Regions from separate parts of the Homo sapiens genome. Here region 2 is linked to region 1. Evidence: chromatin contacts called from ENCODE Hi-C data. All regions are on one chromosome and are shown on one strand. The core of a region is the stretch at or near the end of the contact, and the rest is flanking DNA. Distances in the headings are between cores, read along the strand shown.

The links. A loop is a pair of places that touch in the nucleus more often than their neighbours do. Pooled maps may share reads with other maps.
Region 2: a loop to region 1 is called in a pooled map, with 4 times the contacts of the local background. The contact joins the promoter of FMO5 here to the promoter of ACP6 in region 1. A Hi-C loop is called at or near these places in 4 of 50 pooled maps.

The regions. Positions count from the first base shown.
Region 1 is chr1:147,668,663-147,672,218 of GRCh38, forward strand. It overlaps ACP6 (acid phosphatase 6, lysophosphatidic), which reads right to left and starts at 1,862. Exons shown (of 10, transcript NM_016361.5): 1 at 1,168-1,862. The coding sequence starts at 1,386. RefSeq lists enhancers at 710-1,653, 865-924, 1,565-1,814, 2,255-2,324.
Region 2 is chr1:147,223,633-147,227,247 of GRCh38, forward strand. It overlaps FMO5 (flavin containing dimethylaniline monoxygenase 5), which reads right to left and starts at 1,707. Exons shown (of 9, transcript NM_001461.4): 1 at 1,655-1,707; 2 at 1,263-1,434. The coding sequence starts at 1,397. It also overlaps a transcript of CHD1L not described here and the pseudogene RPL7AP15.

The DNA.
Region 1 (3,556 bases), core at 612-3,111:
GACTGAAAAAAAAATCAAAGAATCAAAATGAAAGAAGAAATCCCGGTTCCAGAGAGCAAGTGGTAAAGCCAGAGTAAGGCTAACTAGAAACCTGGTAATAGAATTAAGTGCCTTCCAAATGTATTTATTTATGTGGAAAATGCTTTAGAAGTTTAATTTCATGTGCGGCCAACCTTGAAAAATGGGTTTCCAGTTGTACAATGTAAAGACACAATCCTGAAGGTTTCTAGAAAGCAACTGTTATTATGAAGAGTATACCTAACATCAATTTTGGACAATCTTTTCGACCTCCTCCAACATCAACCTGGAAGACCAACGATACAAAAGCACTCCACAGGTGTAATACCTGGGAGTTTGGGGATTTCAGGTTGCCTGTTCCTCTTCACTAGGCCTTTCTGCTATAAAAAGTCACATCCAGGAAAGATAATCATTTTTTTTTAAACTATTTGTGCTTTAGTCATAATTATCCTGACAAAACCAGACAGATTTTTAAAACATTACTGCCACAGACTAGCCCATTTTAAATTTGTTCCGACCTCAGATCCCTCCCACTATAGGTTTAGTAACCTTAAATAGAAAAGGAGAACCCTAGAATACAACACTTGTTACAAAAAAAAACTTCAGGAGATCTCAAATGGCCTCCAGCAAACCCTGAGAAAAAGCAGTTATAAAGTTTGTTTCCAAAGGCAACGACCTCTTATCCACTGTAATCTCAGTTAAGAGTGGTTCCTATCACTAAAGTCCCTTCAGCCCTTCAGCTCTGACAAACCACCTTCAAAATGGTCACACAGAAGTGCACTGCACCCTTGTATTCAAGTTCACCTAGACCCTTAATAGAAATGCTGACCTGGGGCACTACTCCACACCTGCTGAATCAGAATCTGCAACGTAGCAGGATCCCCAGGCGACTCCCATGCGTCTTAAGCAGCGCTTACTGATGGCTGCGCCATCAGGGCAAAACTGGAAGTTCCGGGGCTGTCCTAACCCCAGCAGGTCCTTTGCTCAAGAGCCTGGGGAGTCACTGGCTACTGCTGTTTTCCCTTCTTCTGGACCCAACCCGAGCCCCGCTCCGCGCGAGTAAAGCTCTGAAGATGTGTGTCAGGGCGAGACTCCTGGCCTGGCACACGGTCCTCGCCCCACCAGCCCCAGCCCGGGCCGACCTCTCACCTGCTCCTCCAGCGGGAGCGGCTTGAGAGGACTCCGAGCCCCGTGTCGAAACACGACCTGCACCATTTTCAACTTCAGCAGGCTGCGGTCGACCGGACACTGGCCATCGGCCTCCTGCAGCTCGGCCAGGGCCACCCGCCGCTGGTGCAGGCAGTACGCCAGCGAGGTCAGGACGCCCACTGGGGTCCACAAGCGCATGCTGAACACACCAGTGATCATGGTGGTAGGCCCTCGCTGCCCTCCGGGTTGAGGCTGCAGGAGGCAAACACAAGTCTTCTGCGGGCGCCGGGGCTCAGCGGGCGCCCCCAAGTCCGCGGGAACCTGCGGATGCGTACATCCAGCCCTTCAGCAAGCAGGGACCGCTGTGCCTCCCGGCCCTGAGGGAGACCCCGAGTGGGAACGGGGGAGAGAACAAGAGGTGGCAGCAGCGAAGAGTCCCTGGGAGTTTTAACCCGGGTCGGGGTTGGTCGCTCCTGCTGCACACCGGGCCGGGGGAGATCGGATCCTTATCTTTTGCCCGACGAGGAACATTAAACTTGTATTTCAAGTTTGGCCTCCAGCACTCTTGAAGGAACAGGAGCCGGCCCTGAGTTCCCTGGCGGCAGCGGCTCCACCAGCAAGGACTACTCGATTCCACTTTTCTATAAGCAAGCTCCTACCCACCTCCTCACCTACTCAGGGACCCGTCCCAAGTGGACCCGCGCACAGGAGCACGGGAAAACGAGTCCTGTGGTGACACCTCGCCTGGAGACTCAGAGCTGCGGAAACTACAACTCCCACAAGGCTGCGCGTACCGCGGCTCCCAAGAAGTGGCTTGTACCCGCCCCCCTCGCCTGCGGGCCTCGCCCCTCCGGCCCAGCCAGCCGTTTTCCAGGCGTGGATGGCCCACGGACGTGCCTGGTCCGGCAGTGGAGTGGTAGTGAATCTGTCGGGCCATGGAGTTTGCCAGGCAGGAGGATCGCGAGCGCAGGAGTAGAACTGGGTGGTGGAGGGGAGTAGTTTGAGTCTAGTTTTGAATGTAGAAGACTTCCTTCCAGTCCTGGAAGCCTGGTTGCTGCAGCGAGGAGCTGAGACACCTGCCGAGTGATTGCCATTTGCGAAACACAGCACTAGGTGCTTTATATTTAGTCATTTACTACTCCCTTCTCTGTTTTTAAAAAAATTCTCAAGCTTAAGTCATTGTAATCATGTAGAACTTTCAGGTCACTGATGTGTTTACTTCCATCCAGAATACTTCTTGTGGAAAAAGCCAGGCCTTGCCTGTGGGTGTCCCAGTGATTAAGAACCTAAGAGGCGCCATGGCTCACGCCTGTAATCCCAGCACTTTGGGAGGCCGAGGCGGGTAGATCATGAGGTCAGGAGATCGAGACCATCCTGGCTAACACGGTGAAACCACGTCTCTACTAAAAATACAAAAAAAAAAAAAAAAAAAAATTAGCCAGGCGTGGTGGCGGGCACCTGTAGTCCCAGCTACTCAGGAGGCTGAGGCAGGAGAATGGCGTGAACCCGGGAGGCGGAGCTTGCAGTGAGCCGAGATCGCGCCACACGACTCCAGCTTGGGCAACAGCGCAAGACTCCGTCTACAAAAAAAAAACAAAAAAAAACCTAAGAACACAGAACAATGCCAGCCTTACCACCTGCTAGTCTGGTTTCTGTTGATATACAGGTATCCCAAGCCTGTGTTTCCAGATCTTTGCAACAGGACACAATCTGGGACCCACTATGTGTCTATCTCCAAAGATCAAACTGGGCCAGATGTAAAGACAACATACTTACAGAGCATGGCTCCTGGCCTGAGAACAAATTCTGTTCACCAAGCTGGAAGGTTCTGAGTGCTCCCCTCCCTGATGCAGGGAGGAGGGTCATTTTGGAACACTACATATTGTCACAATTTTCTCCCTAGCCCAGCCAAGGGACTCACTTTTCAGAGTCTTATTGTGTGTGCTGATGTGATTAAAAATCGAATACTGTTTGCTATGGACTCAGTTGTGTCCCCCGCCAAATTCGTACCCACTAAGTGACTGCATTTGGACATAGGACTTTTAGAAGGTGATTCTGTCAGAGGCATTTGAACCATAGTGACTCCATCTTGAATAGCGGCTGGGTAAAATGAGGCTGAGACCTACTGGGCTGCATTCCCAGGAGGTTAGGCATTCTCAGTCACAGGATGAGGGGGGAGGTCAGCAGGACTGGTATCACAAGAAACCAGTCAAAAAGACCCTGCTGATAAAACAGGAAGTGGTAAAGAAGCTGGCCAACACCAACCAAATGCAAGATGTTGATGGAAGTGACCTATGGTCAAACTCACTGCTCATTTTACGTTAATTATAATGCATTAGCATGCTAAAAGACACTCCCATCAGCACTATGACAATTTACGAATGTCGGG
Region 2 (3,615 bases), core at 457-2,956, 450 kb before region 1:
TGTGAATCCTCTGTTTGAGAAAAAGCCTAAGAATTTTGGCATTGGACAGGACATACAGCCCCAAAGAGACCTCACCCTCTTTGTCAGATGGCCCCCCTATATCAGGTTGCAGCAGCAAAGAGCTATCCTTTTATAAGCTGCTGAAAGCACTTCCTGCCATTAACCAGTTCACCCAGGCTTCGCACTGCCAAACAGCTACTGACTGCTTACGCGGGCCCACAAGCACAGACCAGAGACAAAACAAGAGAAGAAGCAGAGACTGTTGTCCTGGACTGAGAAGAAAGCTGCTAGCAAAGGGGATACCCCCATCGAGACACCACCCGTCTTTCCAGCAGGGGTTAACACAATCACCACCTTGGTGGAGAACAAGAAGACTCAGCTGGTGGTGATTGCACACGATGCGGATCCCATCGAGCTGGTTGTCTTCCTGCCTGCCCTGTGTCCCAAAATGGGGGTCCCTTACTGCATTATCAAGGGTGAGGTAAGATTGGGATGTCTAGTCCACAGGAAGACCTGCACGACGTTGCCTTCACACAGGTTCACTAGGAAGACAAAGGAGGTGTGGCTAAGTTGGTGGCAGTTTTCAGAACCAATTACATGGACAGATATGATGAGATTCGCTGCCAATGGGGAGGCAATGTCCTGGGTCCTAAATCTGTGGGTTTGAATCACCAAAGTGGAAAAGGGAAAGGTGAAAGAAGTTGCCACTAAACTGGGTTAAATGTACACTGCTGAATTTTCTGTAAATAAAAAGAATAAAAATTCTCCTTCAAAAAATGTAAAAATAAAAGCAAACCCAGCAAATCCAATGCATGTCAGTTTGGAGATCAATAAAGGTGGCTGGTATTCTTTGGAATATAATAAGTTTAACTATCTTTTTTTAATTTTTTTCCTTGAGACGGAGTCTTGCTCTGTCACCCAGGCTGGAGTGCAGTGGGGCGATCTCGGCTCACTGCAAGCTCTGCCTCCCAAGTTCACCCCATCCTCCTGCCTTAGCCTCCCGAGTAGCTGGGACTACATGCACCCGCCACCACGCCCGGCTAATTTTTTTGCATTTTTAGTAGAGACGAGGTTTCACCGTGTTAGCCAGGATGGTCTCGATCGCCTGACCTCGTGATCCGCCCGCCTCGGCCTCCCAAAGTGCTAGGATTACAGGCGTGTGCCAACCGCGCCCGGCCACCTGACACTGTTAAGATAAACTGTCGTATGCACCTAGTTGCAGGGAGGGTTTCAAGTATTAAGGGACTAGGAGATGTATGTACCTGGAACCTCCAGAGCCCTCCGATGTCATCAGTCCTTTCAAAGCAGACAGGTTCCAAGCCTTCTTCTACGCAGCACTTGATGGAAGAGAGCCCGCTCACTCCTCCCCCAATCACAGCAATTCTTTTCTTAGTCATGGTCTCCCGAGATCTTCACCTGTTAGTGTCGCCTGTCCTAAAGAAAGGATGACAAAAGACAAAAAGCACACATCGGTTAACATTTTTCAAGGAAGACCTTGGCCGTGGCATTCGAATAAATTCTGTACAAGAGGTGTCTTGAGGAGGACAGATTCGACGGTCCTCTTCACCAGAGGAAATCTTTCTGCTGGCATGGGGGAGCCCTGCGCCTGCAAGACCCAGAGCTGAGAGTGCTCTGCTGCGGTACCGGATCTCACCGCCTTTCCTGAAGCGCTCAACAGATCCTTCAGCTGCGATCTGGAGGAGACTCAACAGGCGGCTGTTGTCAAATTACTATAAACCAACAACGGACAAACAGCGAGAGCCAACGGGGAGGGGCTGTAGCACTCCACCTCCTTTCAGGGACCACTCCCCCGCCCACTCAGCGGCACCCATTCTCCCTCCCTCGATGGGAATAAAACGTGGGCTGAAGCTGCTTTGGGCGAAAAAGTTAATCCTACAACTTCTCTATATTTCAGCTGCTGTTGCCAGCACTCTCAATTACTTTCTCTGAAACCCCTAGCCCCGTCTGTGCTCGCTTCTGCATCCACTTTTAACTTCCTGGTTTTTGCCTTAAAGTGACAAACACTTCCTAGTGAAGGGAAAACTGTCAACAACCCCAAAGCCAGTTCTACTCCAAATGCTTAAATGAACACCTACCTTTCAGGTGATCTGTTCAAACAGATTGTAGCAGGATGAGCCACAGACAAAACTCCTCAGACACCGAATTAAAGAAGGAAGAGGTTTTTATTCGGCCGGGAGCGTCGGCAGACTCGCGTCTTAAGAGCCGAGCTCCCCGAAAAAGAAATTTTTGGCCTTTTTAAAGGCTTACAACTTTAAGGGGTCCACGTGAAAGGGTCGTGATACATCAAACAAGAGTGGGAAACGTGACTGGGGGCTACAATGCTTTTTTCATACAGTGTCAGGAATTCACAGATAACACAAGTAGTTTAGGTCAGGGGTTGATGTTATTATTATTACTTTTTTTAACTCCTAGGGCCGGGTGGTGGTGCCAAGGTTGTCTGGCAATTTATCTTACTTTTTTTTTTTTCCAACTTTTTGCTTTTTCTCTCCTCCTGTCTTGTGAACGAGGCAAGGTGGTGGGAGGAGGGCAGCAGTAGTAGCAGTGGTCTCCTTCCTTAAGATGATCCTGCCCCCACTTCCGCCCCCGGCTCACCTATACCTCTCTCCTCCCCTCCTCACAATCTGGATCTAAGAATCTACACTTCTGGAAGAAATTTACTTTTAAATCCCCATGCACTGAGCTGAGTGCTGGAGTATAGTGAGGAATGTATTGTTTCCTACTCAGAGGGGCTTACAGATTAGTGGAGGAGACCAAAACATAAACAGGTAATTTTAACGAAATAAAAGTATTTTTAATAGTGCTTTCACACAGTTATATTAGTAACCAAAAATACAAAATATCCACTTCTAAAATGTAACTTTTCAAATATAAAGTCATGTAGAACCACCAATATAACAGATACAAGATTTCAGGCACTGGGTTAGAACAAGGGCCCATCCAGACAAGGGTTCTATTTGACAGATGTGAGGGGTTGTAAGAGGCATGGATTGTGGCTCATGCCTTGGATCCTTGCTCTCCTTCTACCACTCCCTGAGTCAATTTTGCTCTTCCAATCTGCACCTGCTAATCTTGGACTTTTTCATGAGAGGCAACTGATATTTTGTTTGTGCCATTGAATTTTTTGTTGTATTTATAGCAACTTAGCAGACTCTAATTAACATTAATGTGTTTTGGAACTGTCGAACTTTTTTTTTTTTGAAACAGGGTCTCACTCTGGCACTTGGGCTGGAGTGCAGTGGTGCAATCATGGCTCACTGCAGCCTCTATCTCCTGGGCTCAATCTACCCTCCCACCTCAGCCTTCTGAGTAGGGACTACAGCTGTGTGCCACCACACCTGGTAATTTTTGTATTTTTTGTAGAAATGAGGTTTCACTATGTTGCTCAAGCTGGTCTTGAACTCCTGGGCTCAAGTGATCCACCTGCCTTGGCCTCCCAAAGTGCTGGGATTACAGGCATGAGCCAACAAGGCCAGCCTGTAAAATATTTTAAAGACTAATATCTTTCACAAAAGCATTCAACTATAAATGTGAATTTATACTAAAATAGTATCTTTTAAAAATAAAATTCTGAAGACAGTGTTTCAACACAACCAT